2 separate regions of the Homo sapiens genome follow, and region 1 is linked to region 2. Evidence: read pairs that join two places in POLR2A ChIA-PET (ENCODE). Cell type or tissue: GM12878. All regions are shown on one strand. Each heading gives the region's core, and the rest is flanking DNA. Links, peaks and the distances in the headings are about the cores only.

Region 1 (5,324 bases), core at 325-5,324, 320 kb before region 2:
GCTATCCCCAGAAAGATTGGGGTTCTGCTCCTACCACTTGAAGTTCACGGCACACGCAGGCAAACAGCACCTGAACATGTCCACCACCTTCATGGGCAGGTCCAGGCCACTGGAGGATGTGTCCAGAGAGACACCCAGGTCCACTAACCCTGCTAGGCAAGAGGGGTGGGTCAGAGCGCTGGTCTCTGCCCTGGGAACACAAATCCTCCCAGCACAGTGAGACAACTTCCCCCGAGGGGAGTGAAAATTGGATAAGGTCCCCGACAACCCCAAGCACAAGTGGCTTAAGGTGGCCAAGCAGCCACACGGCCTGGGTGGGACATCTGAAAATGTAAGTTGACACTTTTTCTACATAGCCACAATTTGTTTTTTGTTGTTGTTGTTTTGTTTTGTTTTGAGACAGAGTGTCACTCTGTCACCCAGGCTGGAGTGCAGTGGCACAATCTCAGCTCCCTGCAACCTTCACCTCCCAGGTTCACCTCCCGCCTGTAATCCCAGCATTTTGGGAGGCCAAGGCGGGTGGATCACCTGAGGTCAGGAGTTCAAGACCAGCCCGGCCAACATGGTGAAACCCCATCTCTACTAAAAAAAAATACAAAATTAGCGAAGCTAATTCGTGGCAGGTGCCTGTAATCCCAGCTACTCAGGAGGCTGAGGCAGGAGAATCGCTTGAACCCGGGAAGGCAGAGGTTGCAGTGAGCCAAGATCGCGCCATTGCACTCCAGCCTGGGCTACAAGAGCGAAACTCCGTCTCAAAATAATAATAATAATAATAATAATAATAATAATAATAATAATAACAAGAGCGAAACTCCGTCTCAAAATAATAATAATAATAATAATAATAATAATAAACCACATCACACCCACCACAAACCAGCTGTCAGTGTGAAAATAAAGCCAAATAGCTTAACATTTCTAAAGACTAGCTGGGGCTAGGCATGATGGGTCAGGCCTGGAATCTCAGCACTTAGGGAGGCCAAGGCGAGAGGATCACTTGAGGTCAGGAGTTCAAGACCAGCCTGGCCAACATGGTGAAACCCTGTCTCTGCTAAAAATACAAAAATAAGCCAGGTGTTGTGGCGGGCTCCTGTAATCCTGTAATCTACTTGGGAGGCTGAGGTGGGTGAATCGCTTGAACCCAGGAGGCGGAGGTTGCATGAACTGAGATCGTGCACTCCAGCCTAGGCAACGGAGCAAGACTGTCTAAAACAAAGACTAGCTGGAGAATCCTGCCAGGAAAAGGCCCTCAGACTCCAACTGCTCTGCTCACTCGAAGCTGGAAGATGCGGCTCTAGAGACGCATCAGGACCAAGCCACGACTCCCCACTTGGAGAAATCAACGCGGAAAGAGACGGAGGCAAAGGAGAACCATCGCACTGGGAGAGGCGACGCTGTTTGACACATCGTCCCTGTACCTCCCAAAGCCACTGCCCTCCCACACCTGGGCAACAGTGGCCCCAACCCCAGGCCCAGCCCTCCTGCAGGAAGGAAGAGGACTGAATGGAGGGCGTGGCAGACTGAAAGGACGTGGCCTCCTCAAACCCCTTGGTAAAGGGCCTCTGGGGCCACCTGGCAGGGAGGGGCTGGCACACCAGGAAGTAGCCTCCTCCCGGGAGTTCAGCTAGAGCCCAGGTCCTGTCCCCAAGTGGCCTCCAGAGCCACCTTTTCTGAAAAAAGTACATCCTGCCCACCCCTGTTCCCCCTGCTTAAGGCCCCGCGTCCTCCCTGAGCCTCCTGCTGGCCTCTCACCTAGAAGCGGGGGTAGTCCTCGGCCCTCCAGCCAGGGGGTGCAGACCTGGATGTGCTGGAAATGCTTCTGGTGGATGAGGCGGCTGTAATACTCCCTCAGAGGCCCTTTGCCTTCACAGAGAAAAGCAGACACTGCCATGGACCCGTCTCTCTCCGTGCCACGTGGCCCCAGGCCCAAGACACTCCCCCTAGGAGGGATCCTTTTCCCAGAAGCTCCACCCCTCGGCAGCTCCAGTCAGGCCCCATCCGGGCCCTTCCAGAAGCAACCCAGGAGCCCCGAGACCTGCAGGGATGTGTGCACCCTGACCCCTGACGCATAGCCCTGCACCTGCAGCCAGCTGGCCTCGGGCTTGAAAACATGGCGGGGTAAGCACTGGCCTGGCACCCGACCGCCCACTGGGTGGACCCAGCCTTCTGTCTGTGTTGTGCGCAGGGGACACGAGGACTCCCGCTGCCCTGACACAGCCCCCAGATCACATGGCGCAGGTTCCAAGCCGCCCCTGCCCTGCCACAGCCCCCAGAGCACACGGCGCAGGTTCCAAACCACTCCTGGGAGCCTAGAGGCCAAAGGAGGGAGGAGAGCAGGACCAGCAGCTGGCCCAGACCCCGCCTCTTCCCACACCGCTTCTGCTTTTCCCCCTCCTCACTGAGTCATCTTGAAAGGGCTCAGCAGCAGTAACTGAGGGACAGGGGCTCTTCCGTTTGAAAAATTAAAAGAGGCTTGGTTAAGGCAACAATGACATGACCGGGCACAATGGCTCATATCAATAATTCCAGCATATTGGGAGGCCAAGGCAGGTGGATCACCTGAGGTCAGGAGTTCAAGACCAGCCTGGCCAACATGGTGAAACCCTGTTTCTACTAAAAATACCAAAATAAGCTGGGTGTAGTGGGCACCTGTAGTCCCAGCTACTCGGGAGGCTGAGGCATGAGAATTGCTTGACTGTGAGACGCGGAGGTTGCAGTGAGCTGAGATCACACCACTGCACCCCAGCCTGGGCGACAGAGACTGTGTCTCAAAAAAAAAAAAAAAAAAAAAAAAAGACATCAATGAAGAAACAAGAAAAAAAAAAAGATGCTTGGAAACTACTGAAAAATTAGAAAGCTTGGTATGTACAGATTCACATCTGGGCTCCCTGCCCTGCTGTGAAACCCTCTGAGCTTCAGTTTCCCACATGTAAAGCAGTATAAGACCCTATGGCAGAGAGCTGCAGTGGGGATTAAGGAGACAAGATCGTGGGAAGCACAAGGTAAAGGCGGCGTGCCCCTCCCTGGACTCCAATGCCTGGAGTCTCAAGACCAGCTGAAAAGGGAGCCAGGCACTGAAGGACAAAGCGGTGTTGACTTTCTTCATCTGTGTTTCCCAGTGCGCTCCAATTCACGGTGGTTTCCAAGCGCATTCTGGAGGAGAAAACACATGAGTGTGTGGTCAGGGTTCTCTGCTGACAGACCTACCGTGGGGAAGAAAGAGAAGCTCTGAAGATGGATCATGGCCGTGACTGCATGTCAAGGAGAATCTCCATGATGACACGGAGGCCTACGTCGAGATAGAGTAAATATGGTCCAATTAAAAGGTGTCTATTTTACCACATTTTTTAAAACAAAACAAAACACAAAAACAAAAAAGATGGAAAAGAAGACAGGGGTACAGGCACCAGTGTTACATATCTGACGGGGAACATCTATTCTTCAAAGCTTGCAGCTGTACACGTAGGTTTTAGAATGTCTGTCAGCAGTGGACATGATCTTAGAGTGGGCTGTGCAGATAGACCTTTCCGAGTCATGTAATTGGATTAAGTTAATTGTAATTAACCTACATGTAACTGATTAGGTTAGGGTACGTTCCACGTCAGGTGACCAGAGGCAGTATAAAAGGCAGCCTGGAAAGCAGAGGTCCCTCTCTGCCCCTTCCTCCGTCTTCCTGGATGCTGCATCGCTTCCAGCGGGGCTGCTCCAGCACCTGCCCATCTCAGCGCCAGCCGGGGAAAGAAAGTAGACGTGTAATTTCAGGTTAGTTTCACTGAACAGTTGTTTGTTTCACGCAATCCCTGAGGGGTGGGGGGGAAAAGAGACAAAGGAGGCCGAAAGAAAGCGATCACACTGGGGCTTGCTGATGCGGTAGGGTGTGCTCTCGTTACTAGTAATTCTTGGAACAGAAAACGAGAAAGCATTTCCGTCTCCATGTGTGGGATAAGACCAAGGTGGGAATGCGAAAAGAAATGTACTGCAGCATGCTGAATTGGTGGGTAAATGGAAAAAGGACTTTGGAAAAAAGGGTGGTTTGCCCTTCAGCCGTGTAAGACATTGATACGATATGGCACTTGTTCACCGTTCGTTTAGATGAATTCGTGTGGCATGCGTAAAATACCAGAAAAATAAATAAAGAGGGGCTGGAGCTAAAGCCAAAAAGATAGAACAGGAAAGACCATCACCTGCTAGTGTGGTAGAGAGGAAGATAACTTCTCTCTATGAATTTGTGTTTGGAAGTTGCCTAATGAAACGGCAAGAGTAGCGATTCAAGTTGTGACAGGAGGCATCCCTTATCCCAGATTTCAAACAGACCTGCCAAAGGGTGACACACGCCATGCCCTGTGGCTTCGATCATTCTGTCGGTCAAGGGAGATAGAGTCATCGTGTCTTCTACCGGAGTGAATCGTGATAGACCTAAGTCCAGTCTCCAGAATCAGTTGTTAGTTTGGGGTTGAAAGCTCAACTCCCCATACCTAGGCCACGGGCCCTGTGGCAGGCGAGGTTTACTCTTGGACTAGGTAATCATGGCAGAGGAACACACAATATCTGAGGATGCACACAGCACATTGTGTTCCACAGATTTGACCGACTGGTGGTGAGGTCTCCTCATGACCACACCGGCAAGGAATTAGCGGGGGGCTTCCTGTGGGTGTGTGAATATCCAATGTGCTTAACCATCGACTTGTGTGTGTTTGTGTGTGTTTCAGGTGACCCGACAATCAACCCCTGAAAAAGGCGGTCATAAAACCCCCAGGAGACGAAGATGATGGCACGTCGTGACCCCAAACCTGGGGCAAAGAGACTGGTGAGAGCCCAGACCCTCCAGAAGCAGCGGAGGGCCCCAGTTGGGCCAAGGGCTCCCCCGCCCGATGAAGAAGATCCCAGGGTAAGTCTAGCCCTGGATCTCTTGGGTATTGGGGTGGGGGTGGGGGCGGGGGGACGGGGTGTCACACGGTCCTCAGAGACTGGGTTGGATTCCAAAGAGTTCTGTCACCACCACCCAGGTTGCTTTTCCCATCCAAGGTGGGCGTGGCTTGGGACCTCCTCCCCGGCCCGATAGGCCCCTTGAGAGACTCTTGGGGGCAACCTCCCTTTCTACTTAGAGTCCTGTGTAGCCACGTTTGGCTGTGTTGTTGACATCGGGTTCACCATCGTGCCCCTTAGGACCTTGAGTCCTGCCTTTTAGAGTTCCTCCGTCACATGGGCTTTGGGAGGGAACATCGTATCCGAACTCTCCCAGCACTTAACGGCCCCCATGCCGGTGTCCCCTCTTTGGAATCCTTATTCAGCTCTGAATTCACAATCCGTCTCAATGTTGACGT
Region 2 (5,374 bases), core at 307-5,306:
GGCCAGGCCGGTCTCAAACACTTGACCTCAGGTGATCCGCCTGCCTTGGCCTCCCAAAGAGCTGGGATTACAGGTGTAAGCCATTGCGCCCGGCCTGTTTTTCACTCTTCTTTTGGAAGATGTAAGTGACGTAAGAGGCAGAGTAGGACTGCTGAGGTGGCTCACGCCTGTAATCCCAGCACTTTGGGACGCCGAGGCAGGCGGATCACCTGAGGTCAGGAGTTGGAGAGCAGCCTGGCCAACATGGCGAAACCCCGTCTCTACTAAAGATACAACAATTAGCTGGGCGTGGTGGCAGGCACATGTAATTCCAGCTACTCGGAAAGCTGAGGAAGAAGAATCGCTTGAATCCGGGAGGCAAAGGTTGCAGTGAGCCAAGATCATGCCACTGCACTCCAGCCTGGGAGACAGAGCAAGACTCCATCTCAAAAAAAAATAAAAAGAGGCAGAGTATTCTGACCTATAGAACTGTAAGGAAAAAAAAGGAAAAAACATGTTTTTTAAAAAAGGCATAATAAAAATACATCGCTAAGAGTTAAGAATAATGATCATCTCTCTTATCCTGACAAAGACTGATGTGGCCAGGAGTGGTGGCTCACGCCTGTAATCCCAGCACTTGGGGAGGCCGAGGCAGGCGGATCACAAGGTCAGGAGTCTGAGACCAGCCTGACCAACATAGTGAAACCCCACTTCAACTAAAAATACAAAAATTAGCTGGGCATGGTGGGTGTGCACCTGTAATCCCAGCTACTCAGGAGACTGATGCAAGACAACTGCTTGAACCCGGGAGGTGGAGGTTGCAGTGAGCTGAGATCCTGCCACTGCACTCTAGATTGGGAGACAGAGGGAGACTCCAACTCAAAAAAAAAAAAAAAAAAAGAAAAGACTGATGTGGCAGATACTTAAAACATGGTCTTTCCCGCCCCCCGCACCGATAGAGGGCAGCAACTCTGAGTAAATAAAAGGAGTCACTTTTATTGACATAATGAGATAAGAATTGACCAGGAACTGTGTGTGATAGTTGTGTGGACTGCACTGAAAGAACCTACAGAGCCTTACACAGCTTGAGGGCTAAGTATGATTGCAGGCCTGGTGGGGCTCACACCTGCAATTCCAGCACTTTTGCAGGCCAAGATGGGAGGATCCCTTGAGTCCAGGAGTTGGAGACCAACCTAGGCAACATAGTGAGAGCCTGTCTCTACAAAAAATAGAAAAAAAAAAAAAAATTAGCCTGTGATCCCAGCTACTAGGGAGGCTGATGTGGGAGGATCTGTTAGACCCAAAAGGTTGAGGTAGCAGTGAGCCATGATCGTGCCACTACACTCCAGCCTAAACAACATAGCAAAATGTTGTCTCAAAACAAAAGTATGACTGTAGGATTACTGAAAGGCTGAGGAAGGACGAGACTTAAGAAATGAGATTTGGGGCCGGGCGTGGTGGCTCACACCTATAAACGCAGCACTTTGGGAAGTTGAGGCAGGCAGATCATGAGGTCAGGAGTTCGAGACCAGCATGGCCAATATGGTGAAACCCTGTCCCTACTAAAAATAGAAAAATTAGCCAGGTGTGGTGGTATGCACCTGTAGTCCCAGCTACTCAGCAGGCTGAGGGAGAATGACGACTTGAACCCAGAAGGCGGAGGTTGCAGTGGACCGAGATCACACCACTGCATTCCAGCCTGGGTGACAGAGCAAGATTCCATCTCAAAAAAAAAAAAAAAGTGCTGCTCAATGAGCCAAGGAGAACTACTTTTGTGGCCAGGAATACCTACCCCTTTGTCTCTCTGATAAGAGCACATTGACACCCATGTTCCAGGTACATCTGTTCTGCAGATCCCTGGCCCTAATTGAATCTCAAATTCTCACCCTTGGTTCTTGTCCTTAGCTCTTGTGACTACGCCAGTGTATCAGAGGACATGTAAACACTGCTACCCTTTCTACTCCACATGCACCTTATCCTAAATGGATTAATGTATCCCATCTTTTTTTACTGTGCTTTGTGCCATGTATTTAAGTGATTTAATATGATTCTAGTATCTTAATTTGATCTGTGAGCTTTTCTGTTTCTTAATAGTTTGCTTGGTAGTGTCATTGGAGGTAGTGCTACCATTGCATTGAAGTAATTTCCCAGGTGCTTAACCCTTTAAAATTCTCAAGAACATTTTATTCGAGGACCACAAAGTTTATACCAACTACCCAGAAGCCAGGAATAGCTTAAGGAGAGACTCACCACCAGCAGCTTCTTTTCAATCAAGTTTCACTTCAACCTCACACCCAGGAACCCATTCAAATTCCTACATTTCGGTATCCTTAGTCGAACTAACTTCCTGTGCCGGAAGCTTTTGTCTGTCCCAGTGACTTCTTTCTTTAACAAATTCCCTTCATCTCCCCCTTGAGTCAAAGCCCATGGGGGCCCCAGGAGGCATGCAATATTTACCAAGGGCTCTCCCCCACTTTCCTGCCTCTGTCTGGCAGCTGTTTGCCTTTACTTTTAGGTTTGTAGTCACAGCCTGTTTTTTCTTCCTTGGACACACCAGCTTTTCTGAATGGTAGGATTATTTACAGTAGAATTAACCTTGTCCTTCACCCCGAGAACTGAGCTTGAAATTCACTAATCAAGGCCTGTATTCCTCCCACTTCTGAGCTTTGAATTTATATTATGAAATTCGGAAAACCCAGGCAAATTCAATCCATGCTTCTCTCCTTCAGGTACAAACTGAAATGGAAATGGAAGCTGAAAAATCAAGAAAATGAATTTTAAAAACTAAAATATGGTAAAGTTACTAAAATATAATGTTGGAAGTAACACACACCTCCTTTTGGGAAAAGAACAAAGAAAGCAAAATTTTCTAGGGGAAAGGAAGAGATGTAAAAAGGAGAGCCTGACTTGTGAATTTATAATTTCCTTTTTGCTTAATCTCCTATTATTATATTTGTTTATATTGTTGGTGATCCGGTGACCTAGAAAGGATAAGCTGAAAAGCCTTAAATTAGGTTGGCACATCTCCAAGTTCTTATTGGCAACTTTTCAAGCCTCTTCTTAAGGTGGCTTATGTATAGTGAATTTTGCTTTAATGTTTATTTGCTGATCTTTCACCTTCTTAGGCATTAAGTTTTTGGACCATAAAGACAACATAGAGCTTACATTTTTTAACTTTTAATCACTTGGCTAATAGTAGTCAGTGATTAGTTCTCATTTAGCCATGAAGTGAGCAGGAACATAAAGAATGGCATTTTTTAATTTTTAAAAACATATCGGCCGGGCGCGGTGGCTCACTTCTATAATCCCAGCACTTTGGGAGGCCAAGGCGGGTGGATCATGAGGTCAGGAGTTCAAGACCAGCCTGGCCAAGATGGCGAAACCCCATCTCTACTAAAAAATACAAAAAATTAGCCGGACATGGTGGCAGGTGCCTGTAATCCCAGCTACTTGGGAGTCTGAGGCAGGAGAACTGCTTGAACCCAGGAGGCGCAGGTTGCAGTGAGCCCAGATGGCACTACTGCACTCCAGCCTGGGCGACAGAGCGAGACTCTGTCTAAAAAAAAAAAAGCTATCGGCCGGGCGTGGTGGCTCATGCCAGTAATCCCAGCACTTTGGCAGGCCAACACGGGCAGATCACCTGACGTCAGGAGTTCACGACCAGCCTGACCAACATGGAGAAACCCCATCTCTACTAAAAATACAAAATTAGCCAGTCATGATGGTGCATGCCTGTAATCCCAGCTACTTGGGAGGCTGAGGCAGGAGAATCACTTGAAACCGGGAGGCAGAGGTTGCAGTGAGCTGAGATCGTGCCATTACACTCCAGCCTGGGCAACAACAGCAAAATTCTGTTTCAAAAAAAAAAAAAATCTACACCTTAACATTTATTTAAATTAATGTCAAGATGTTAATAGCAGGCCGGGTGCGGTGGCTCATGCCTGTAATCTGAGCACTTTGAGAGGCCGAGGCAGGTGGATCACCTGAGGTCAGGAGTTCGAGACCAGCCTGGTCAACGTGGTGCAACCCCATCTCTACTAAAAAATACAAAAATAAGCCGGGCGTGGTGGCCGGCGCCTGTAATCCCAGCTACTTGGGAGGCCGAGCCAGGAGAATCACTTGAACCTGGGAGGCGGAGGTTGCAGTGAGCCAAGATCGTGCCACTGCACTCCAGCCTGGGTGACAGAGCAAGACTCCGTCTCAAAAAAATTTTTAAAAAAATTTTTTAAAAATGTTAATAGTTATATATAGTGCTCAAAAGTCAAAACAAAAATAAAAACAACTTAAATCGTGATACATCTGTAATATTTATTATTACATAGTAATTAAAATGAATGAGCCAGATCCAATTTTAGTGTATAGAAAGTTATCTATGATAGGCCGAGCACGGTGGCTCACGCCTGTAATCTCAGCCCTTTGGAAGGCTGAGGCGGGCGGATCACTTGAGGTCAGGAGTTCAAGACCAGCCTGTCCAAAATGGTGAAACCCCAACTCTACTAAAAATACAAAAATTAGCCAGGTGTGGTACCTGTAATCCTAGCTACTTGGGAGGCTGAGGCAGGAGAATCGCTTGAACCCAAGAGGCAGAGGTTGCAGTGAGTGGAGATTGTGCCACTGCACTCCAGCCTGGGCAACATCTCAAAAAAAATAAATAAATAATACAAAAGTTTGTTGGGCATAGTGGTTCGTGCCTGTAGTCTGAGCTATTTGGGAGGCTGAGGCAGGAGAATTCCTTGAATCCAGGAAGTCGAGGCTGCAATGAGCTGAGATGGCACCACTGAACCCCAGTTTGGGCAGCAGAGCCAGACCTTGTCTTTTTTTTTTTTTTTTTTTGAGACAGAATTTGCTCTTGTTGCCCAAACTGGAGTGCAATGGTGCAATCTTGGCTCACTGCAACCTCCGCCTCCCAGGTTCAAGCAATTCTTCTGCCTCAGCCTCCCGAGTAGCTGGGATTACAGGCGCGTGCCACCACACCAGGCTAATTTCTTGTACTTTTAGTAGACACGGGGTTTCACCATGTTGGCCAGGTTGGTCTCAAACTCCTGACCTCAGGTGATCCACCAGCCTTGGCCTCCCAAAGTGCTGGGATTACAGGCATGAGCCACCCTGCCTGGCCAAGACTTTGTCTTTAAAAAAAAAAAAAAAAAAAAACTGGGGCACAATGGCTCATGCCTGTAATCCCAGCACTTTGGGAGACCGAGGGATCACCTGAGGTCAGAAGTTCAAGACCAGCCTGGCCAACATGGTGAAACCTTGTGTCTACTTAAAATACAAAAATTAGCCAGGCGTGGTGGCATGCACCTGTAATCCCAGCTACTCAGGAGGCTGAGGCAGGAGAATTGGCTTGAACTGGGGATGTGAAGGTTATGGTAAGATGAGATCGCATGCTGCACTC

The links. ChIA-PET counts read pairs that join two places held together with the same protein. Peaks named below come from ENCODE experiments on the same cell type or tissue, not always from the same donor. Only the 100,000 strongest peaks of a DNase experiment are listed, where the experiment ranks them.
Region 1: POLR2A ChIA-PET joins it to region 2 with 11 read pairs; 2 of 35 experiments call an interaction of 5 or more read pairs at or near these places.

The regions. Positions count from the first base shown.
Region 1 is chr12:8,224,274-8,229,597 of GRCh38, reverse strand. It overlaps FAM90A1 (family with sequence similarity 90 member A1), which reads left to right and starts at 1,980. Exons shown (of 7, transcript NM_018088.3): 1 at 1,980-2,118; 2 at 3,120-3,326; 3 at 3,606-3,762; 4 at 4,710-4,888. The coding sequence starts at 4,766. It also overlaps the pseudogene ALG1L10P. RefSeq lists enhancers at 2,369-2,418, 5,138-5,324. In GM12878, for the core only: no CTCF peak of the experiment used is centred there; no DNase peak of the experiment used is centred there; H3K4me3 peaks cover 1,937 bases; H3K27ac peaks cover 1,763 bases.
Region 2 is chr12:7,902,873-7,908,246 of GRCh38, reverse strand. No RefSeq gene overlaps it. Among named protein-coding and RNA genes, the nearest start is that of SLC2A3, 31 kb to the left of the region's middle. RefSeq lists enhancers at 1-260, 2,385-2,914. In GM12878, for the core only: a CTCF peak has its summit at 934 (motif pointing right); no DNase peak of the experiment used is centred there.